Linked DNA regions of Mus musculus: all the other regions are linked to region 3. The links are chromatin loops, found by intact Hi-C in ENCODE. Cell type or tissue: heart. All regions are shown on one strand.

What was found. Peaks named below come from ENCODE experiments on the same cell type or tissue, not always from the same donor. Only the 100,000 strongest peaks of a DNase experiment are listed, where the experiment ranks them.
Region 1: a loop joins it to region 3, with 7 times the contacts of the local background. A loop is called at or near these places in 23 of 42 quality-filtered maps.
Region 2: a loop joins it to region 3, with 2.6 times the contacts of the local background. A loop is called at or near these places in 6 of 42 quality-filtered maps.

The regions. Positions count from the first base shown.
Region 1 is chr4:130,186,030-130,194,029 of GRCm38, forward strand. No RefSeq gene overlaps it. Among named protein-coding and RNA genes, the nearest start is that of Tinagl1, 15 kb to the left of the region's middle. In heart, no CTCF peak of the experiment used is centred here; DNase peaks (open chromatin) are centred at 3,122 and 3,732; H3K4me3 peaks cover 392 bases; H3K27me3 peaks cover 537 bases.
Region 2 is chr4:130,249,212-130,257,211 of GRCm38, forward strand. It overlaps Serinc2 (serine incorporator 2), which reads right to left. Exons shown (of 10, transcript NM_172702.3): 9 at 6,145-6,354; 10 at 4,286-4,854. The coding sequence ends at 4,719. It overlaps Gm46724 (a long non-coding RNA gene), which reads left to right. Exons shown (of 3, transcript XR_003955118.1): 3 at 94-593. Among named protein-coding and RNA genes, the nearest start is that of Gm46724, 17 kb to the left of the region's middle. In heart, no CTCF peak of the experiment used is centred here; no DNase peak of the experiment used is centred here; H3K4me3 peaks cover 488 bases; H3K27ac peaks cover 2,467 bases; H3K27me3 peaks cover 540 bases.
Region 3 is chr4:130,133,815-130,141,814 of GRCm38, forward strand. It overlaps Hcrtr1 (hypocretin (orexin) receptor 1), which reads right to left and starts at 5,348. Exons shown (of 9, transcript NM_198959.2): 1 at 5,194-5,348; 2 at 4,265-4,382; 3 at 3,616-3,853; 4 at 3,298-3,476; 5 at 1,851-2,094; 6 at 1,456-1,571; 7 at 1-107. The coding sequence starts at 3,814. In heart, a CTCF peak has its summit at 4,790 (motif pointing right); DNase peaks (open chromatin) are centred at 4,797 and 5,457; H3K4me3 peaks cover 1,294 bases; H3K27ac peaks cover 880 bases; H3K27me3 peaks cover 7,246 bases.

The sequences.
Region 1 (8,000 bases), 52 kb after region 3:
CAGCACGAGTTACCCATGCTCTACCTCTGATCTCTACCCTCAGCTCCAGAGCTGTTCTTCTTACTTTATATGTCTGTTGTTTGGAGACAGGCTCTTCAGTGGTAGCCCACTCTGGCTTCAAACTCACAGCAGGCCTCTTGTCTCGGCTGGGGCTATAGGCACGAGTCACCGGATCTAATCTTAAACAGTGCTATAACAAACCATTGTGCTTACACTGTTTCATCCATGAGCAAGAATATTAACAGAAAAAGTCCCCCAGCTACACTGAAGATACTACATTGATTTTTTTTTCTCCTTCTGGCTGTCCTGGAACTCTCTCTCTCTGTAGACCAGGCTGGCCTTGAACTCAGAAACCCACCCACCTGTGTCTCCTGGATGCTGGAATTAGAGGAGACCCCCATCACCGGACCAGCGTGAATTGGCTTTCTATTGCTGCATATCAGATTATCTCACACTCAGCGGTTTAAGACAACAACTGGCGCCATTCAGCACATACCCCGTGCTGGGTGGTGGAAAGCCCGTTAAGATGTGTGCGAGGCTTAGCTCTCATTTGGAAGGGAGCAGCTTCCAACTCATTCCCAAGGCAGCATTTGATTCCTGGAAGCATAGACCCCGGGTCCCTGCTGTCTTGGTGGCTACCAGCCTAGAACTCCCAGAGTCCTTCTTGCTCCCTTCAACGACAATCGAGAATCATGACAATGCCTCTTTCTCAGCCTTCGAAATAACAACTTCTGCTGGGGAAACCCCAGACTTCCAAGGGGGCTCCCCTGCCCTGTCTCCATCCACCCAGGATAATCTCCCTACTCCACATCAACTGACTTGGGACCTCACCTGCCCCTCTTCAAGCTCCCTTTTGCCACTTAATGGGATCTGATCACTGCCCTGGACACATGCAAGTTCAGGTCCTTGTGGAGATGAGACCGGCGAGGGTCACCTCAGGATTCTGCGTCCTGTGGGTATTTTTGTGATTTTTGCTAAAGATTGCCATCTTGTCCCACATACGGGCTGTGTGAAGGCGTCCTCTCCCGAGCAGTAATGTGCATGCCTGCTCGCTCAGGGAACGCAGCTTAAGAATGTTATCAAACTTTGGACTTCTGCCAATCTGATAGGAGAAAAACGGAATCTAAATGTATTTTAAATGCGTGCTTACGTTACCCATCACAGTGAGAATTTCTTCAAAAGCATAACAACCGTTTCCAGTATTTTTGTGGCTTCTAATTTTTTTTTTTAAATTTTAAACATCTATTGGTAGGGGGGGGTTGGAGTTTGGGGTGTACACAGAGGTCAGAGGAGGTAGGTGGGGAGATACTCCACCTTATATCTTTGAGGCAGGGTCTCTTCCTAAAGACAGAGCTCATATTTTGGGCTGGGCGTGTGGCCAGCAAGCTGCAGTAATTCCCACAGTACAGACATACTCTAGACCATGAAGTCCCAGCCTGAGAATATTAGAACCCAGGGCTCTTCAGGGATCCAGATCTGAACCAAGTTACTCATTACATATGGGGAACTCAACTCTCCAAGAGGGTGCTTCCAGGGAGAGGAGAAGAAACGGCATGTGTGTGATCCAAGTTCAGGTCCTCACAGTTTCAAAGCAAGCTCTCTTGAGCCATTTCTCCAGCTCCAAGTATTTAGGTTTCATTTGTTTGTTTGTTTGTTTGTTTGTTTCTTGCTGCTTTAAATACTTTTTAAAAATATGTATTAAGGTTTTGCTTGTTTGTATGTCTGTGTGCCATTTGCATGTCTGATACACGTGGAAGCCAAAGAGGGCATCAGATCCCCCGGAACTGAACTTATAGATGGTTGTAAATGGCCACGTGGGTGTTGGGAATATCCTTTGGAATTATCCAAGTCCTCTGGGAGAGCAGCCAGTGCTCGTAACTGCTGAGCCATCTCCTAAGTCCACACCAATGAAGCTTTTAGTTTTAAGCCTAGAAATGCCATTCTTTCAAACTACAAAATTAATTTTTTTGGATTCATTTATTTTATTTTATGTGTATAAGTGTTTTGCCTGTGTGCATGTATGTATGTATGTATATACATCTCTGGTACCCAGAGGAGGGAGTTGGATCATGAGGAACTGAAGTTACAGATGGCTGTGAGCTGCCATGTGGGTGCTGGGAATCAAACCTGGGTCCTCTATGAGAGCAACAAGTGTTCTTAACCGTAGAGCCATTTCTTTAGCTTTTCCAAAAATTAATTTTAAAAAGGAACTCTTCTCTTTTTTTCCTTGTAATGTGGTTCTATTTCCATTGTTTGCTTTTGTAATTTCTTGTTTTGGGGGGGGGGGGTTGTTTGCTTTTCAAGACTGGGTTTTCTCTATGTATCTCTGGCTATCCACGAACTCATTCTGTAGACCAGACTGACCTCAATTCGGAGATATATCAAGCGGCCTCTGTCCTCTGTCAAGAGGGCAGCAAGTCTTGCTCAACTCCCCCCTCTCTACTTCCCATACACCTGAATCCTCGAGGCAGGGGTGGAGGGTGGGTTAAGGGGTGGGGGTGGGGGTGGGGGTGGGATGGGGCTGAACCTTAAGAATGAGGGAGGGAGCTGAATGTGAGTGACTTTAATCCCAGCACTCGGGAGGCAGAGACGGGCAGGTCTCTGTGATTTGGAGGCCAGCCTGGTCTACAGAGTGAGTTCTCAGACAACCAGAGTTACTGCGTAAGAGCCTGTCTATAGATAGATAAATAAGATGTCATGGAGTGATGATGCATGCCGTTAACCCCAGCAGTTAGGAGGCAGAAGCAAGCAGACCTCTACGAGTTTGAGGTCCACCGGCGCTGCATAGTGAGACCCTGTATGAACAAATAAAAAAGAGGGAAGGACCGTGAAAGACAAGTTCAACCGTGTCATGTAGGGAGCAAAGACTGGCAGGTGTGAGAACCAATAGGAACTCAGCCTGGAAAGGGTTAGCAAACTTATGTCGGCGCCCCTCCCCCATGTTAGAGGAGGCATCTTCCAGAGTCTGTTAAATGGAGTGAGATGGAGGGGAAACGAGGTTTTGAACCTCAAGCTAAGTCATCTCCTCTTTATTACCACAACAAGAAGCAGAGACAACTAAACAAACCTGGCCTGCAGTGTCATCCCGAACCTCAGGCTCTCGCTGCACACCACTGCCATCTTGTGGCCGACAGGGAATTCTCCGGGACAGGCTTCCCGTGTCAGGGCTAGCGTGGAACTGAAGGAGAAGCTCAGAGACTCAGACTGGACCACCTTACTCATTACGTATGGAGAGATCAAGTCTCAAAGAGGGCACTGCACAGACTAGGGAAGAAGAGGTTAGATCGCACGTAAGCTAGCTCAAAGTTTACTGCATACCTCTGTTTGTTTTTTTTTTTCTTTTAATTTTTTTAATTAAAAAATTATTTATTGACTTGTTAGGTATGAATGCTTCTCTTACATGTATGTGTGTGCACTTGCATGCCCAGCATCCGGGATGGTCAGAAGAGGATTCTCTGGAACTGGAGTTAGAGACTAGTGTGAACTGCCATGTGGGTGCTGGGAATTGAACCCAGGCCTCTGGAAGAGCAACCAGCGTTCCTGATTTCTAAGCATTTCTCCAGCCAGTCTGGTTTTTATCAGCTGTAAGAGCCTGGGCAGGTGACCTCATCTCTCTGAGCCACACTCTCCACCTCTACAGAGGCCGCTCTTTTAACTATAGAGCAAGTTTGAGGCGAGCCTGGGCTACTTGGTATTCTTTGTCCACCCTGCCCTGCCCCCTCCTAAATGATATGACAGCTGAGACTGTCAGGGCGCTGGGCAGCCAGGGTCAAGGAGTTCCCAGAAGAAAGGGAGTAGCCACCATACGCTGAGCAGGAAGTCCCCTTTTATTGTGACATTTATTGGACATTTCCTGGCTCTGGGCAGTTTGGCCTGTTGTACCGATGACTTCACAAAGGAAGACAGACAAAAGTTCAGAGCACAGGTGATGTCTGGTGTGGTGGCGCACGTCTGTAATCCAAGCACTCAGAAGGCAGAGGCAGGTGGGCTTCTGTGAGTTCCAGGATAGCCTGGTCTACATATTAAATCCCAGGACAACCAGAGCGACACAGTGAGATTCCCATCTCAAAACAAACAAAAAGTATAATCACAAAGTTTATAGGAAATGGCTGGGATTTAAATATTAAGCTAGGTCACAGACTCTCAGAAAAAAAACCTGCATGCCCTGCTCCATGTGTGTAATATAGCCAATAGTATATGTGTATATATCTATTGTATACACACACACACAAATGTACATGTAGGCACAGGATAACATGTAGGAAAGAAATAAAAAGAAAGGCCGAGGAAGGGTTAAATGACCATTCAGTATAGAAGGTCTCTGACTTGTATAGCTTTGGGACTGGTTAATTCTGGTTGGTGTGTGATGGTTTTCATTAACAATGTTTTTGGTTTTTTTGTTTTGTTTTGTTTTGTTTTTAAAGATTTATTTATTATTATACATAAGTACACTGTAGCTGACTTCAGACACACCAGAAGAGGGCGTCAGTTCTCATTCCGGATGGTTGTGAACCACCATGCGGTTGCTGGGATTTGAACTCAGGACCTTCAAAAGAGCAGTCAGTGTTCTTACCCGCTGAGCCATCTCGCCAGCTCCCAACAACGTTTTTTATAATAAAGATTTTTTTAAAACATAAAACAAGGCTCTGTGGCTCAGTGGTTTGAGATGTCTGCGTCACCCTGACAACCTGGAGTCAAGCTCCAGTCTCAAAGGCGGAAGGGGAGAGCTGCTCCCAAGGTTTGCCCCTGACCGCCAAGTGTGCACTGTGACACATCCACGCCCCTCCACACACTAAACGAATAAACTTATGAAAATAAATAGAAACAGTGGGACTGAAGGAGCACAGAATGGAGGATAAAATGGCAAGTGCACAGCACACATAAGGGCCACCATTGAGCTGCAGTGAGCTGGCCACCTCACAGTGAGTCGCACCAAGGGACTTGAATTCTAGACTGTGTTTCAGGGATGGTCAGTCTTCATCTCAATGCTGAATGTGTTTTGAAGTGACGTTGACCATTTGTGCCTCTGTTCCCTGAAAGATGCAACTTAGCTCTCTGAGGAAAGCACCTAGGATTCATGTTAGTCACCAAAATACGTTTTCAAACTCACTGGCAAAGGTGGAGTGAGCATCTTCATGAGGAATGAAAGTTTCCCAGAATGACCACCGGGTGTTTTTTGTTTTGTTCTTTGTTTGTTTCTGAGACAGAATTTCTCGGTGTAGCCCTGGCTCTCCTGGAACCCCACTCTGTAGACCAGGCTGGCCATGAGCTCAGAGATCTGCTTGTCTCTGCCTCCCGAGTGTCACCACCACCAGGCTGTGACCATTAGCTTGAAGAAACCAAATTAAACTTCTAGGAATGAATAATAGAGTAATGAAAAGCCAAGAAAAAATTAGAGTGGCTGGGGCCTGACTGAAGAGAAAAAACCCTGGAATGAGCATGGGGACAGGGGACTAAAATGTAAGGCTAGTGAGAGGCTCAGTGGGTAAAGACACTAGCTGTCACCCTGATGACCTGAGTCTGGTGCCCAGACACACATGGTGGAAGGAGGGAGCAAACGCCCACAAATTGTACTTTAACCTCCATGTGCGCTCTCTCTCTCTCTCTCTCTCTCTCTCTCTCTCTCTCTCTCTTTCTGTGTGTGTGTGTGTGTGTGTGTTTGTTCCTGTGTCTCTGTCTCTCTCTATCTCTGTCTCTGTCTGTCTTTCCCTCTGACGCACATATACACATGTAAAAAAAAAAATCCCATCCACATGGTATCCCAGGTATCACACAGCTTGGAGGGGTGCTGTAAGTTTGAGACTAACCTGGTCTACATAGCAGGTTCTAGTCATGCCAGGGTTACATAGTGAGACCTTGTCTCAAACAACAACAACAACAACAGCTTAAAATAATACAAAGAAAAGGTATAAGACAGAGAGACCATGACAAATATGCACCATGGATTTAACCTGAAGTGCAGAAGGAGAAGGGGAGAAGCCCCCAGCACCCACCAGCACCCTCCAGCACCCACCAGCACCCTCCAGCACCCACCAGCACCCACCAGCACCCACCAGCACCCACCAGACACTGATTTACTGATTCAAAGAGCCAGACAAATCCCCAGCCAAGAATTTTCTTTTCTTTTCTTTTCTTTTCTTTTCTTTTCTTTTATTATAATAAATACACCACACCCATAGGGGTTGCTAATAAGGAGAAAAGCTGCCTACAGTGGGCCAATTGAAAATCCTGCACTTCCTCCCTTTAAGCCGCCCTTTAAGACGTCTGTTAATTAAGAAAAATGCACCTAGACACATCACGGCACAAATGCGAAATACTACAGACAGAGGAAGTCTCAGCATCTAGGAGATAAAAAGGTCTCCAGAGACACAGATTTGGAACAAAGGGGTTAGCTACCTTGACTCAGCTCCCAGCCCAGATGCAGAGTTTCAACTTCCTATGGATGATTTATTAACACAGACTGTTCTCTGGAGCCGTGGAGAAGGTCAGCAAACTCAAAGGCTGGAAACCGTCCGAACACCGTGTGCTCCTGAGCACAATTCAGTTAAACTAGAAAACAGTGATGGCGTAGTAAATACTTATAAATTAAACAATGAGCTGCTAAATAATGCATGGCAAAGTTGGGAGAGGAATTCTAATTAAGACAGAATATGTGAAAATGAGCGGTTGTAAGTAATGCAGGCTCATAGAGCGATGCAGGTTTGGGTGATATTAAGAAGAAGGAGGAAGAGAGGGAGCTGAAGAGATAGCACAGCCCTTAAGAGCACTGACTGCTCTTCCAGAGGTCCTGAGTTCAAATCCCAGCAACCACATAGTGGCTCACATCCACCTGTAACGGAATCCAATGCCCTCTTCTGGTATGTCATATACATAAAATAAATAAATCTTTGAAGGAGGAGGAAGAGGAGAAGGAAGAAGAAGAGAAGGAGGAGGTGGGGGAGGAGGAGGAAGAAGAAGACCAAAAATGGGGTGACAGCCCCAGCAATTGTGGGTCAGGCGATCAAGGTCACCCTCAGCTTCACAGAAAGTTCAAGGCCAGCCTAGGCAACATAAGATTCTGTCTCACAGTTTAAGAAGACAATGAAAAAGCTTTAAAATGAGGAGTAAAGTACAGAGTTAAGTGAAAAGAGGAAATACGTTTTTAAAGGAAAAAGTTGAACAGGTTGGCTCACACCTATATAAACTCAGCACTTGGGAGGCTGAGGCAGGAGGATTGCCATGAACTCCAGGCCAGCCTGAGCTACAGAGTGACACCCTGTCTTAAAGGAAATAAATAAGTAAGCAAGTAAGTTAATTAATTAAGCAATAAGAATTTTTAAATTTTAAAAAATATAATTCATAATATGGATAAACCTCTAACAAGAATAAAGAGAGAAAACCATCGGGGGGGGGGGCGGGAGGGGGAGAGATGGCTTGGCAGTTAAGAGCCCTTGTTGTGCTTGTGGAGGACCTAAAATCAGTTGCCAGAACCCACATCAGGCACCCTCTTATGGCCTCCTTGGGTACCCCTACATGTATAGTGCATGCACGCACACACACATACACACATATTCTAAAAACAAAGAGAAGAATAAAGGGGTGGGACATAGTGGCACACACCTTTAATCCCAGAACTTGGAAGGCAGAGGCAGAGGCAGAGGCAGAGGAAGAGGCAGAGGCAGAGGCAGAGGCAGAGGCAGAGGCAGAGGCAGAGGCAGAGGCAGAGGCAGAGGCAGAGGCAGAGGCAGAGGCAGAGGCAGAGGCAGAGGCAGAGGCAGAGGCAGAGGCAGAGGCAGAGGCAGAGGCAGAGGCAGAGGCAGAGGCAGAGAGGCAGAGAGGCAGAGAGGCAGAGAGGCAGAGAGGCAGAGAGGCAGAGAGGCAGAGGCAGAGGCAGAGGCAGAGGCAGCAGCCAGCCTGGTCTACAGAGAGAGTCCCAAGACAGGCAGATCTATGTAGTAAGAACCTGGAAGAGGGAGGGAGAGATGGAGGGAGGCCGAGACAGGGAAAACATTACCAGTATC
Region 2 (8,000 bases), 120 kb after region 3:
CTCCACTCTGCTCTCTCCACAGCTTCCCTGTTCCAGAATCAAGCAGTGCTCATTTAACTAACTCGACTTGTTCTGAGTACTTCTCTTTCTCAGGCTCTGTTGTAGGCCCCCAGGGAACCATGATGACGAGTGAGCATAGGTTCTCGATTGTATTGGCCTTGGGGAGAATTGGACCGCACAGTGACTGTCACACAAATGGATTCAAGGGTTACAGAAAAAAAAAAAAAAAAAGACACACAGTACTAGGAGGAATGGGTGCTGGTTAGAGTCTGAAAATGAATTATGCCTAATATAAAGGTAAGCTGTGAATTAATCTGGTGGCTGTACTGATTTACCTTGTAATCCCCAATAACTCTACAGAGAAACCAAGATGTATTTAAGACTGCACCTCAATAGCTGAGCAGTTAAATGAATGATGTGTCTTAAACCGCTATGCTAATCTGGCTAACTAACTCCCAGCCCCATCCCATGATGCTTGTGTATCGATCTGGCTCTCCAGACCCCTTCTTCATTGCTCCAATTCCTCCATCCTGCCTGTGATCTGACTCTCCTCTCCTTCTCTCTTCTGCCCAACCACTGGGTTATCAGCATTTATTGACAAGGCAGAGAATAAAAGGTAAGAACTGTTTATACAAACTTGAGACAGGAGATTCTTGGTATAAGCATTACAATGCTGTGTCCAGATTAAAACAGGATGGGGGGGGGGTGCAGAGAAGTCAGCATTTGAGTAGCACAAGGGTAAGCTCGCAGCACACAAAACATTATGCCTACAAGGTGCAGGGCCAGTACTTGCTGTTCTTATTACTAAAATTAGTGGCCAGTTAATTATATCAGTTAATATGGTTATTCCAATGAAAGTGGCCCTCAAAGGCACGTAGCCTTGAATTCTTAGTCCCCAGTTAGTGAATTGTTTGGGAAAGATCAGGAGGTGCAGCCATGTTAGAGAAGGTGTGCCACTGGGAATGAGTTATGAGATTTCAAAAGCTCATGCCAGGCCCAGGCTCAGTCGGGCTCTGTCTCAGGCAGGCTCTGTCTGCCTCTGTCTGTCTGTCTGTCTCTGTCTATCTATCTATCTCTGTCTCTCTCTATTTCTGTGTGTGTGTCTCTTTGCCTGTCTGTCTGCCTGTCTCTGTCTCTGTGTGTCTCTGTCTCTCTCTCTCTCTGTCTGTCTGTCTCTGTGTGTCTGTGTGTCTGTCTCTGTGTGTATGTGTCTGTCTGTCTCTCTGTCTCTGTCTGTCTGTCTGTTTGTCTATCTTCTCTTCAGCTGCTGCTCGAGGGTCAGAAAGTAAAGCTCTCAGCTTCTGCTCCAGTGCCACACCTGCCTGCTTCCTGCCGTGATCCCCCCAAACTCCGGAACCTTCTAAACCTATACAAACCCTCGGCTAGATGCTTTCTTTTGTAAGCCTTGGCCATGCTGTCTCCTCACAGCAGCAGAACAGTAACTAAGACAGTTAGCCACGCATTCAGCTGCACTGCTGTCCCATTAGGCACAGTAATGGGACTCAGATATACTGGGGTTGGCTTTCCCCATCTCAGTGACATCCGGACCAGGCATAGCAGAGCTCCCACAGACATCAGGGACCCAAACTCTTCCATGTCTCCTAGGCAGATTTCCATCCACGGGTTTGTTGTTCTAATCATCCCAAGAAGGTTGCTGTAGCTCCACACACTGCTTTGAGTTAAAAGGCAGAGCAGGACCTTATAACAGAAAGGCAAACACAGTCAGCATTTTCTCCTATATCCGATTAGCTCAGAGAGGCTGCAAAGTGGCCAGGCAGCAAAGGGAGAAGGGGCTGATACAGTTAGGGTTTCCATTGCTGTGAAGACACACCACGGCCAAGGCAACTCATAAAGAAAAACATTTAATTGGGGCTGGCTTACGTTTTCAGAGGTTCAGTCCATTATTGGACAGCTAGGAGGGGGGCCTCATTGCCCACCCCCACAATGATACACTTCCTCCAATAAGGCCACACCCACCCCAACAAGGCCACACCTCCTCCAACAAGGCCACACCTCCTAATAGTGCCACTTCCTGGGCTGAGCATATTCAAACTACCACAAGGGCCGAGACTGTCTGCTGTGTAAGTACTGAGTGCAAAGCACTTTATGGCTTACAAGAAAGCTACTGTGGCCGCGGTCATGAAAAATCCAGGTGAGGTCCCGAGAGGGTAATAACACACAATGACACATCAAGGCAGACAGAACTAGCCAAGCCCAGAGCACTCCAAGCACTGTCTGTTTCAGATGTCATCGACCAGCTTTGCATTCACCCTGCCCCCCAACCCCCTTGTCACTCTGCAACCTAAACTGCAGGTGGGGCTGAAGGACAGTGGCCTGGGGACAGGACGTTGTAGTTCCTCAGACTCAAGGACAGCTCTTTTCTCAGTCCCAGTGCAGTAAGGAAGCACACCCTATCAGGGGCTTGCAGGCAACAGAGCTTCTCTTCCCAAAGAGGGGAAGTGACCAGAAAGGGATAGTGACAGGTCTACGAGGAAGAGAGGGTATGTGTGGTGGGAAGGAAGAACTGAGGAGCCAGGAACAGATGGGAGGGTGGGTGAAAGTCAGGTCACTGGGTAGCAGGAGAGGGGACAGCTAAACAGGTTCCCTGTGGGTGGAAGTCAGGTCACTGGGTAGCGGGAGAGGGGACAGCTAAACAGGTTCCCTGCCCTGGTGGGTGGTGACAACCCTACCTCTAGGCTAATGAGTGTGACACCAAGGAGACAAGGGGAAAGTCCTTCACCTACTTAGAATAGTGGCTCTTTGCTCTGCCCCTCCCCCATACCACCAGCAAGGCCCGGCCCAGCCCCTGGCACGTGGTGAGTGCATTGCTGACTGAATGATCTGAGACTGTAACAAGCTTACAACCACAACCACTTTTTCTTTTTTTGGGGGGTGTTGTTGAGGGAAGGTTTTTTGTTTTTTTGTTTTTTTGTTTTCTTTTTGTTTTTGTTTTGGGTTTCTCTGTGTAACCCTGGCTGTCCTGGAACTCAGTTTATAAACCTACCTCTGCCTCCCGGACAAGTGGTGAGATTAAAGCTGTGCACCACCACATCTGGCAAATCAACCACCTCTACAAATACACAGGCCACGAGGACACCCTGGGCATTTCTTTTCTCCTGAAGGAGAAACAAGGAAAGAATAGCAATGCATGGTGCTCTGACAACCTCACTCAGAGGATCTCGGGGGGCGGGGGTTGGGGGGGCAGGGGGCGGGGCAAGCACATCCTCCAGACCCATCCCTAGTGAGAGCCTTCCTCAGCTTCACGAAGTCCAGCCTTTATGCGCCCCACCTCACCCAGGGAAATCTGTCTAAAATACTATGTGACTCTACCACTCAGCTGTAGTCATGGGGAACATCCCAGCATCAGCTCACAGCTTTAGGCCTTCTGCCAGCTCAGTACCCCAGTAGTTCCCCTCTGTCTAGTCTCCCCACATCCCCTGAGGGAGACTGTACCATCCCGCCCACACCTATCTCCTTGATTTCCTCTGACCCCGCATGCTGTCTGCACTCCAGTTTGTACTTGCCCTTGAGCTCCTCTTCCATGGCCTTGTGTACCTCAGCAAATGTCCTCTCAGCCCAACGCTTCCTGCTCTGTTTTCAGGGTGTCTATTTGAATCCCTATACTCCCCGAAACCCTGGTGGTACCTAGGAGATGGTTGTGTCCTGGGCAAGACTATAGAAGCACCCAAACAGACTTTCAGGCCACACCCACACAAGGCCACACCCACAAGTGGGCGGGATGCCTGGCCTGCACTGGAGTGATAGGAGCCTGCCTGTGACCTTCACAACACTGAGCATCTCTGGCTGAGCCTGTTGTACAGGCCACACACTCCTTGAACCACTGCAGAAGTCATTGACCAACCAGGCAGCACCACGTTCCTCTAATCATTGAAGAGCTAGGAGCCCTGGCCTCCTTAGAGCCAGGCAGGCTTGGTGGCTCCAGGGCACAAGTCCTTTCCCAACTGTTTTAAGGCCTGGGAATGTCGTGGGTCTTCTCTGGACTCCCATGACATCAAGCCCAAGGACCACGGCGGCCCTTGCTTAGAGAAGTGAGTGATGACGTCCAGACTACAAATACAGGACAGAGGAGAGCAGAGGGGAGCAGAGCTCCCAAGCAGACACTGTAAACAAGGGTCCTGTCTAGCTCATCACCCCTGTCCTCTGTCCTGCTCACCATACTCTTCAACACCCTCATTCCAAGCACGCCCCAGCTCCCAGGTTGGCTAAGGAGGCACGGGGCCTCCTCACACCAGGGGTGAGGCACACAAGACATGGGAGGCACACACAGGTACTGGCATGTTTATTGAGTGAAGTCTTAGAGACTCATTAAGGCACATGGTCTAGGAAGGGGGTGGGCTCTGGAGGCCTGGAGCACAGGCCTTAGTGTATAGGGTGGGTACCCCCACAGGCCTTAGTGTATAGGGTGACCCCCCCCCCCCTGTCAGCTGAGAAGCTCTGGGCCACTCTCTACTCTCATGCCCTCTTCTGGAGACCCTGAGAACAGGGGTTAACTTCAGTCCCAAGGGTGGGTATGCATGATCATGGGCAAAGGAAGGCAGGGCTTGGGTCAGAGCATAATGTCCCACAGACCCTGGAGGCACTGAGAATGGAGAATCCTGACTTGAGCGGGTCCTGGAAGAGAGCAGATAGCTGTGGCCAAGGGTGGGCTGACCCTTGTTGAGCCCCAAGGCACCAGGTAGGCAGGCAGCAGGGCATTCTCAGCTGAAGTCTCTGTTGGGCAGGAGCAGGGGTGCCACTAGGGTCCACAGGTAGAGGAACAGCCCCGCCCAGCTGGCACAGATCTTCACCCACACTGAGGTCCAAGTGCTGATCATCTTCCGGGTCTCTCCAGGGCTGGAACACACCATCGGGCTCATGAGCCTGGTCCCCAGTACTGTGACCTCAGTCTTGTTCCCTGACCTGATGAGCCAGCTGAGACATCAAACCTCAACCCTGGCTCTTACCGTGCCACTCCAATCCCTGTGCTTCACACTGGAGACACCTGACCTAGGACCCTGGACCCCAGGTCCAAACTTAACCTCAACTCCAGTCCTGACTATAGTTTGAGGCCTCCACTTGATCTCCTGACTCCTGGTCCCTCACTTTGTCACCGTGAGCCAGGCACGGTGATGCACACCTCTAATCCCAGCACTTGGGAGGCAGAGGCAAGAAGATCAGAACTTCAAGATCATTCTTCGCTGCAGAATGAGTGTGAGGTCAACCTGAGCTATATGAGACCCTGAACAAAAACAAAACAAAAGTCCTAGGGTCAGCGGTCCAGGCCTGCAATCCCAGCCTCTCAGGCAGTAGGGTAGAAGGATCTCAAGTTCAAGGCTCACCTGGGTCACACAGAGAAACTCTGTCTTTAGGACTGTGCCACTCAGTTCTTTGGCTCCTCATCCCTGAGGACTGATGAACTTCACCTTAACCCTGCTTGTCCCTGACTTTGGTTCTTAAGCCAATAACTCATCCTCGCCCCCGACCTTATTACCCTGACTTCAGCTCGTTGCCTCCCTACGTTAACCAAATGACCTGTGTATATCGACAGACTATGACTCCCCAACAATCCTGACAAGATGTGACTCTCAATGGTCCCAACCCTAACTCTAGACCTCTTGATTCTGACTTTTGTGTGTTTGTTTGAGACCAGGTTTCTCTGGCTGGCCTAGAACTCACTCTGTAGACCAGGATGGCCTCAAACTCATGGAGATCCCTCTGTCTATGTCTCCTGATGCTGGGATTAAAGATACGTGCCAACACTGCCTGACGACTCTTACTCTTAATTCTGTGACTTCGAGTCTAACCGCCCCATCCTAATCCTGCCCCTCCATGCTTCCCACACCAGATTCCCCTACAGTCCAGCCCTGATTTGCAAACATAGTCTCCCTGCTCACCCCAGCCTCACCTCCTAACTGTCCCTTCTGGTCTCGAAGCAAACATATCAGAAGCTGGGCTAAGAAGGCACAGCAGGGAAACTAAGGCAGAGCAAGGGTTGGGTTATGGGGATCTAAGGCAGACCCCTGCCACCTATGTTCCCAAGCTCTGAGCAGAGACCAGAACACCCATGAGTAGCTGGGGGAAACACACAGTGAGTCCACCTGGGGCTGGCCAGGTCCTGCCACCCACCAGGCTGCTGAGGCATACCTGTACCAGTTGGTAAGCGTCATCATGACATGCAGGGAGGCCAGCACCAGGCAGAAGTGGAAGAAGGAGTAGCTGTAGGTGACACCATCCTGCTCATTGTCATAGGCTCTGCCATCACTGACGGCCACCTGCTGCTGCTGCACCATCTCTGCCGGACACTCCTCTGTCTGCATCAGGCTGTTCACCTGACGGTGGTCAGAGGATCGCAGGCTGTGAGAAAGGAAGGCAAGCTGTTAGGGCCACTAACAGAGGTGAGCAGACACAGCACAGCAGGGTGTGTCTGGAAACCATCACAGTACTGCATGGGCTTGGCTCCTTGGAGGCCCAGGGAACAACAAACTGCTCAAACCCTCAGGTCTACTCCGACTCCTTATACCCCTGAGTAAAATACACCCTCTGTGAACCCTGGATTCCCTCAACATATCTCATGAATGCCCTGTACAGGGTATAAACTAGTCATTTCATACTATTCCCAGAACAGGTGCTGGGTACTGAGTACGGAGTACTGAGTACCAAGTAATGAAAAGCACCAAATGGGGCTGGAGAGATGGCTCGGCGGTTAAGTGCACTGACTGCTCTTCCAAGGGTCCTGAGTTCAATTCTCAGCAACCACATGGTGGCTCACAACCATCTGTAATGGGATCTGATGCCCTCTTCTGGGGTGTCTGAAGACAACTACATCAATATATATGTTCTCATCCTATATATAAAATAAATAAATAAAATCTTTAAAAAAAAAAAGAAAGAAAGAAAGAAAAAGCACCAAACCAGGAGCTGCTTAAGTTTTGGTCATTTTGACACAAACTAGCTAGGGTCTTCTAGGAAGAGGGAGCCTCAATTGAGGAATTGCCTGAATCAGCAACAGCTTCTAGGTAGACTTTGGGACATCATCTAGATTAATGATCACTTCAGGAGGACCCAGAAGGACCCAGCTCACTGTGGGTGGTGCCACCCAGAGCAGGTTGCCCTGGACTAAGAAAGCAGGCTGAGCAAGCTATAGGGGGCAAGCCAGAAACCCATGTCCCTCCTCCTCAGCCCCAGCCTCAGCTCCTGCCTCCTTCTGGGTCCTGGTTCTGACATCTTTCCGGGATGGAACAGTTGGAGCCTGGAAGCGTCAGCTGAAGTAAATCCTCTCCTCCCAAGTTGCTTTGGATCGTGGTATTTATCAAAGCAACAGAAGGAAAGTTGATACAGCTTGTTTTGGGGCGGGGGAGGGGTGGAGAGTGTATGTGTATGCATGTGTATACGTGGGTGTCCTTGCCTGTAGTAACATGGTGTGTGCGTGCGTGCGTGCGTGCGTGCGTGCGTGTGTGTGTGTGTGTGTGTGTGTGTTTGCATGTGTGTCTATGTGTAAACACTCGTGTAAGCCAGAAGATGATGTTAGGTTTCTTCCTCAACTGCTCGGCTCAGCTACTTTAATTTTTGAGGCAGGGTCTCTCATTGACCCTGGAAGGTGACATTTCAGATACCCTGGCTGGCCAGCAAACTCCTGAGACTCCCCTTGTCCCCCACCCTGCAGGGCAGAGGCTATAATACTGTGCTTCAAGTCTCTGCTGGAGACCCACACTCAGGCCCTCTGGTTGTTTTGTATGAGAATCTCAGGTAGTCCAGGCTGGCCCGGAACTCAGTCACGTTATAGCCCAGGTTGTTCTAAAACTCACAGCAGCCCTCCCTCCTGCCTCTCCCTCCCAAAGGTTGGAATTACAGGCATGAGCCATGTCTGGAAACCTTGAACGTTATTAGTCTTAGGGATTTTGTCTTAGCAATCATTCATGTTTATGGAAAGGAGGCGGAGGGGAGAGACGGGGTGGGGGAGAGGGGAGGGGGGAGTCGGTAGCAGAGCACTGGCCTATCAC
Region 3 (8,000 bases):
GCTCGGGCCCGGGGCTGGGGCTCTGTACAGAGGCCCTGGTGCTGAGCCTCCAGTTGTTCCGAGGGCCGTTTCCAGTTCCGCACCAAGGCTGATGTGGTACCAGGGATCTAGCCAACACACACACACACACACACACACACACACACACACACAGAGGAAGGAAAGGTGGATGTCTCCTTGAGAGAGTCATTCCCTATGGTTAGGGCCTAGTGAGCAAGTCAGGGACATACAAGGACACTGCCACATTGCGGGGTTCTGAACACCCCTCTAACTGCTCCCCCATCCTCCTGAGATCTGCAGCTCCGTCTTTGGGACAGGATGAAAAGCTGAGTCATGAAGAGATGTCCATGTCACACTGTAGGGAGCCCTGGGAATCAGGAAGGGCACGGGGAAGGCCTGACACCAGCTCTCTGCCTAGGCAGATGCCTTGCAATCACCCCACAGCCAAGAGGCATGGATCCAGGATGCAAGAAACTAGAGTTTAGAGACTGCTCATACATTTGTGAGCTGTGACTTCTCTAGTCCTTTGCTTTCTTAAGGTAGACCAGCCAGGAAAGGCTCTAACTGGGTATGCCTACATCTCCCAACCCATCTCCCAACCCAGTGCCCTGCATGGCCTAGGCATGGGTAGCACTGTGCAGAACGTACATGATATCCCAGAATGTCACTGAGACCTGTCAGCCCGTGACACGTGTTCTCTCACTGCCTAGATACTGGCTCAGGACTTACTGCCACAGTACAAATGGCTCCTAGCACCCACCTTTCTGTGAACACAATCTCAGCAACCCCACTAAGGCTCCATGTAATGAGGAGAAAGCCAGGCCTGGAACCAGTTGGCCTGGCTGGCCTTAGCAGTCACACTCAGGGGTGGGCAAGAGTGCCTCACTGGGCAAGTGGTCTGAAACTGCAAAGGTTAACATTCTGATCCTAAGCTGAGCTCTGGAGCCTGGCTTGGGTTTTGACCTCTGATTTTCTGCTGGCTAGCTGAGTGCTTTCCGGAGGAGGGAGGGACATTGTGTTGCTTCTCTGGGTCTGTTTTCTCACATTTTTAGGGGGGAGGGGAATAAGATATGGCGGTTAAAGCCGGCTTTATAATCCTAGCTACACAGGAGACTGAGGCAGGAGAATTGGATGTTCAGTCTAGTCAGACCAACTTAGCAAGACCCTGTAACATTTTTAAAAAGGACAGAGGGAACCTGGATCAGGGAGAAAGGCTCTGTGCATATTCTTTAGTGCTGGAACACTTGTCTGGCTTATGCCAAAGCCCTGGAAGGTAATTGATTAATTAAAAGAGGCTGCAAGTCACTTTGGGGCCTCCAGCTCCCCACGTCCCTGGGCCTGGCCTCGCTATATTCGCAGTGCAGATAATATGTTCCAATGTCAGGGACCATCTACTCCCTTAGAAAAACAGCTTCCCCCTTCCCAGCCCAGACAGCGACAGCAGATGAGCCTCACCTGGCGGCCCCAGAGCTTGCGGAAGATCTGGAAATAGGCCATAGCCATGAGGCCCAGTGGGGCCAGGTAGGTGACAATGAAAAAGCAGCTGTGATAGATCTTGGGGTAGAGTTCATCTGTAGGTCGCAAGACACAAGGGTCAAGTTCACCCTGGAGGTCCCCGTCTGCCTCAGCAATGCCACCCTGTCCCAACATGAACCAAAGCAAGACCTGGGGACAACTGAATTCACATAAGCACCTTGGGTAGAGAGAGAGCCTAGAATTGCCCAGTCTAGTGGTGCCAGCCTGGAGGGATCCCCAGCTGATGCTCACACTAGAGGAGATACCTACCCTGGGGGTACCCACCCTGAAAATCCCCTGCCCTGGGGGTATACACCTCCAGAAGTGCCCATTACCTGCCCAGTGCTCATCACAGACAGAGAAGAGCCGGGTGCGATTGGCTAGCTCAGGCAGCACGCTGCTGCACTCCATGACAGCAGCCTGGGGCACCATGACAGCCAGCGACACAGCCCAGATGCCCAGGATGGAGCCACGGGCACGGCGAGCTGTGCTCTTGAACAACAGTGGGTGGCAGATGGCATACCAGCGGTCCAGGGCGATGAAGCTGAGAGTCAGCACTGCCACTGACACCGACACAGCCTGCCCCACAGGGACACAACATCAGAGGTAGGGCGGGGCAGGGGGAGGGGAAACAGTTCACAGCCCAGAGCTACCAGTGCAGCAAATCGTGACTCCACCCCTTTGTGCTGTGTGAATTTGGGCAAGTCACTCACCCTCTCTGAGCCTCATCTGCAGAATGGGAATATAGCATCTATCTGGCAGGATGCTGGTGAGAATAAATGAAATCGTGTATGGAAAATGTCCAATTGGAGACCTGACACACACAATGAGACTTTGTGTGGCAAACAGACCTCTCCCTATTTTTTTCTAAATAATTTTTTTTATGTACATTGATGTTTTGCTTGCATGTATGTCAGTATGAGGGTGTTGGATCCCCTGGAACAGGAGTTACAGACAGTTGTGAGATGACATCTAGGTGCTGGGAATTGAACCGGGGGCCTCTGGAAGAGCCAGTGCTCTTAACCCCTGAGCCATCTCTCCTACCCCTCCTTTCTCTACTTTTAAAACCTATGAAGTAGGTGTCCTGGTACAGTGAAGAGATGAGACACATGATCTCCATCCACAGAGGGGACCAGTTGGGCAGAAAACCTTAAAGCAGTGTGAAGTCCCTGAGGCATCACTGTCAGCCCGGGAGGTCACCCCTATGCTGTTGGGAAATCTCTCTTGGTCTGAGCGGCACAGATGAATTGACTGGTAGTATAGGTAGGCATTGCCTCCAGGGTGCCCTGTTTCCCAGGATACAGGAAGAGGACCAAGGGCTACTAAGAGGCCGTGGTGGTCTCTGGCTAGTCCTCTTCCTATTCCACTGATATCATCTGGGTGTCCTGGTGTCCAGCGTTGGGGAAGGAGACTAGAGAGAGAATTCTGTTTGTCTCTCTTGGTCCCTACTGGAGTCAGGGAGCAGACCTGTTAAGTGCAGGTCTGTCACTGTGGGCTTCTGTCTCTTCTCTGCATGTGCCTGTGGACCCGAAAGTAACTCTGTGTGTGTGTCTGTGTGTGTGTATGTGTCTCTGTGTGTGTGTGGTCAAGTTTGTCTATGTGTGTATGTCGGGCTGTGTCTGTGTTCCCAACTGTCCAGCCTGGTGGTTTGAATAGCCCCACAAGAGTCCTAAGCCAGTGTAACTTGACTGAAAGGCAAACAATAAAGTTACTGAAAGCCACCAAGGTCATAGGTTTTGGACAGATGTGGTAGAGGGTGCTGAGGGCCATGGGAGAGCTAACCTGGAGATAGGGAATGACCTTGCACAAAGCCTGGCCGAAGAGCCACGACTCGGTGATGTCCACTAACAGGCTGGCAGGCAGGCAGATGGCAGTCACCAGCACATCTGCCAGGGACAGGTTGACAATGAAGTAGTTGGTGACTGTCCTCATGTGGTGGTTCCGCCACACAGCCAGGCAGACTGCAGAGAGCAGCAAGGTGAGGTGAAGCCAGTTAGCAAAGCCACACACATTCAGGCCCCATCCCGACCTCACCAGCAAGAATGGGTATGAAGGGAAGGCCCAGGACTCCCTCTAGTTCAGAAGAAAACAGACACCTACCCAGGGTATTGCCCACCAAGGCTATGAGGAACACAGCCACGTAGGCTGCAATGAGAACCCACTCGTACTGCTTCGGGTAGAGATAATCGCGCCACAGGTATCGGAGGAACTCGTCCTCATAGTCTGGAGGCAGATGGAAGGGTTCCCCACTACTAGTGGGGACTCCAGGCTGGGCCCCAGGAGTGGCCGAGGGTTCCATGAGTTTAGGAGCCACTTCAGCTGAGGAGAGTCCTGGGCTCTGTGGAGAAAGAGAAACTCCCACAAGCCCTCAGCCCACTCCTTTCAAAGGCCCTGGTCTTGCCCTCAGGTCTTTGGGGTCTCAGACCAAACTTCCTGAGGGAGAGGAGGTAGGGAAGAAAGGAAGGAGGGAAGAAAGGAGGGGAGGAAGGAAGGAAGGGAGGAAGGGAGGGAGGGAGAGAGGGAGGGAGGAAGGAAGGAAGGAAGGAAAGAAGGAAGGAAGGAAGGAAGGAAGGAAGGAAGGAAGGAAGGAAGGAAGGAAGGAAAGAAGAGGACATTAGGGACTTTGTCTACCTCCGTCTCTTTATTCTTAGTCATGGGGTGGGAATGGTGGAGCTAGGCACCTTTTACCTCCCTCCTTGAGACTCAGTTTCCCCACCCAGTGGTCCAACAGAGTATTAAAGTTACCTACCTTCCAGAGCCACGATGAAGAGTATTGAGCTCTAAGGTTTGGGAACTACTTCACCCAGAGCCTGGTACACCCAGAAGCTGGCCCTCCAGTCAGTATTCGGTATCATTATTAGCAAGCCCTGTTGTGTGGATGGAGAGACGGGAAGCTGAGAGGTTGAGTCCCTTGTTCAAGGTCACAAAGCCAATCCAGGACAGTCTGAGTCCTCCGGCCACCACAGATTTAGGAAGGAAACCCATCCCCAACGACAAATATTCTTTCTTGAGTCAGTCCTCAAGCCTTTTCCCTTGGCTGGGAAAAGGGTGCAGGGAGATATTAAAGACCTAGGTCCCGCCCACTAGACTTGCCAGATCCTCCTCAGTGAGCGTACACGCGCGGGAACGCACAGACCCGCGAAGAGGAGTGCGGGTAAGCACCTTCCTAGGAGAGACGAAAGGAGGATCCTCACGCCAAGAAACAGGCTTCTCAAGACCCCCCTTGCTAGGTCTCCTGGAGTCCCCGGGGCCGAGATGCTCCCCGACGGCCGCCAGGGGTCGCTGAGCCGGTGCGCAGGCCGCTCTCCATTCATAAATCCGGCCTGGCTCAGGCCGCTCCCTCCTCCCTTGCTCAGACCCCTTCTTCCCTTGGCTGGGTAGGGACGACCCCAGATTGGTGTTAAGAGGATGGACAGTCCTTTCGAGAGCCCTAGGGGAAGGGGCAGAGACATTGGCCTACCGATTTCCCAGCGGGACCTCCCTGCTCCTTAGGGGGTCTGGGAGGATTCCCAGAAGGGGCAGCAAGTGCGCTAAAGGGTACCTCCCGGAGGTGAGCGGAGTGGGGGGTGGCGCAGTCTTCCGGCACCCAGGTCCCCAGAGACTCCAGCCCCCTCCATCACCTGCCGATGCTCTTCTGGAATCCCCAAGTCAGTCCTGGGGGTCGCCCACGCCCCGCACCTGTTGGCTCCCGGCCCCGGGCATCCTCCGTTGCTGGAACCTGGACCTTGCTCGCGGGACTTCGCCTTGGTGCGGAACTGGAGACGCGGCGGGGTAGCCCCCTCCTGAGGCGGCGCTGTCCGCTCAGTGGCTGCGTGGTCCCGGCTCTGGTGCCCGCGGTAGCTCGGGAGGGCTAGGGAGGGCTGCGCGCCGCGGGGAGGGGAGCGGAGCGGGATGCTGGGAGGAGAGGGGAGGGAGCCCCGGCCTGTCTGCACTCGAGGTCACCCAGCTGGAGCCCCGCCTTGTACTTCACGCTTCCATCCACCTCCATTCACGCGTCCACTGGCTCATTCACATCCTTCGCACACTTACGCTCCCGCCACCCGGCATTCAGCACGCACCTGGGGTGGGGAGCGTCGAGGGGCCACAGAGCAGGGGTGGACCCCACCACTACTTGCTGCCTCACCTGACCGATTAGGGTGGTGGCACAGGTGAGTGGCATAAGGGTAAGAGGATGCCGGTGCCGCCTTCAAGCAATCTCAGGACGCGCTGGAGCAGCTGGTGTCCAGAGATGTCAGAAAGCCCTGATCTTTCCCGTTCTCCCTGCCCCAAATCCTTCTTGTTCACATTTACTTTCCCCCTCCTAAAGCACAGACATGAGGTGGAGGCAGAAGAAGGGAAGCTGGAGGCGTTCATTAACTCAATATTTACCAATCTCTGTGGCAAGCAATGAACCTGTAATACGGCCGCCATTTCCACAGGATACTCAATGCATGATCTCATTTAATCCCCGCGTCAGCCTGGGGGAGATAGTTATTACTGTCCCCATTTTACAGATAAGTCCTTGGATACACACAGCTCGGGGCTTTGCCCAAGGTCAGAGGCAGTGCTGAGGTTCGAACCTGTGTTTCACTCTCAGATCTCCCAGAGCCCCTCTAACCCCCAGTTCTGCATAGGATGTAGGCTTCCGGGGAGTAAGGCATTTCCCTATGGTGTCCACAAAGATGGGTGAGACCTAGGGAGCTGAGAGTCACAACAGAGCAGAAGAGCTCACCCAGGACTTCCTAGAACAGCAACACCTGCTCTGAAGCCGGAAGCAGGACCAAGTGGCCCTTGGGTTAACACGGAGGTGTGTGTGTGTGTGTGTGTGTGTGTGTGTGTGTGTGTGTGTGTCTTTAAGGCAGACAACAGCAGGTGCACATGATTGGATCAGGTCTCCTGGGAATCCTAGCAGGTGGGTGGGGACTTTGTCCACCTATCACCTCAAGACAGTGTCGTCCAAGCAAGGGTCCTTTCTCACACATCCCTTCCTTCCTGGGAGTTGTAACCACCATCTTCCCTTTGCAGCCAGACCCTCTTCTAAGGCACTGGAGATGCAAACAGGGGGTCTGTGAGCAGATGACTAGGACATCACCCTTCTGGGTCTGGTGACCTCTATCTACTCTGGAAGAATGGGAGTGGCTGGACCCAAGGCAGAAACTCTGTCCTTGGGTAGTTGTGGCATCTGTATGCAAGAATATAGGCCACAGATCTCTAGGACTCTAAAACTGTCATGTCTGCTCTGAGTGCTGCCTGAGGCAGGGGATGGATGAAGGACTCCAGAGAAGAGGGACTGTGGTGTGTGTGTGTGTGTGTGAGAGAGAGAGAGAGAGAGAGAGAGAGACAGAGACAGAGACAGAGACAGAGACAGAGACAGACAGAGACAGAGACAGCGACAGAGAGAGGCAGAGAGACAGCAGAGACACACAGAGAGAGACACAGTGGGGTGATAAGGGAGAGGGTTTATATATTCACAGAGGGTGGTTAGGATGTCTCTAAAGAAACTAGCCATGGGTATTTGTGTGTCTCCGTACGAGAGTAGGCTTTTGGATGATGATTGGCTTCCCCCTGGGTAAGAGATGTCTTATGTGTCTTGATTTGTCCCTTTGTTTTGGTGTCTGTGTCTAAGGACTGTATGCACACGTGTGTATGTGCGTGCGCTCAGTGTATTTCAGTGTGTCTCCCTGTGAGTTTGGGAATGTGCGTGTGGGCATGCCTTTGTGTCTACAGCTCTGCAAGTGTGTGAATGTGGAACTCGGTAGTCTGCTCCCATGGTGATGAGTCATCCTTCTGCATTCTGTCCGCACCCCCCCTCCCCAAACACACACACCAATCTGGAGCTGCGACCATTTGCCATGTAGGGGTCCCAGAGGAGGCTACAGCACGTGGGGGATGGGAGGCAGATCATGCAAGGACATTCAAGTAACAGCTGCTGCAGGCGATGTACAGTCAGGGATTGTGGAAGATACAGATCGCTGCGTGGGCAGTGGGCAGCCCAGGCTCTGCACCAACTCTACAGTTCAGAGCTGTGGATTCCAAGTCCCCTAGGCGCTCTAGCTTGGATAGAGCAAACAGCCTCCATTCTTCCAAGGCAGTGTACACAGGGGGAGGGGGAGTGCCTTTGTCCATGTGTGTGGATGGAGACTGGCTGCTATTCCTTTAAACCATGGAGAGATACAATGTCTTAGCATCTTAGGGCCAGTCCCAGCCCCACTGACCATCTCAGCTACCCACTTCTCCTGCTTTATTCCTGTGTACCCCAGAGATGGCTGCCCTCTAAGATGAAAGTCATGAGGGACACCTGAAGGGGGCAGATCTCCGTTCCTCACCCATCTGACCCTGATTAGCAGGAGACTGTAGGAACCAGGACTGTCTGGTCCTGAGTTGGGTACCCCAATTCAGCTACAGATGCCTAGAGAAATGAGAGAGAGAGAGAGAGAGAGAGAGAGAGAGAGAGAGAGAAAGAGAGAGAGAGAGAGATATGCTTAGAGGACTCCTGAGCTGGGTGC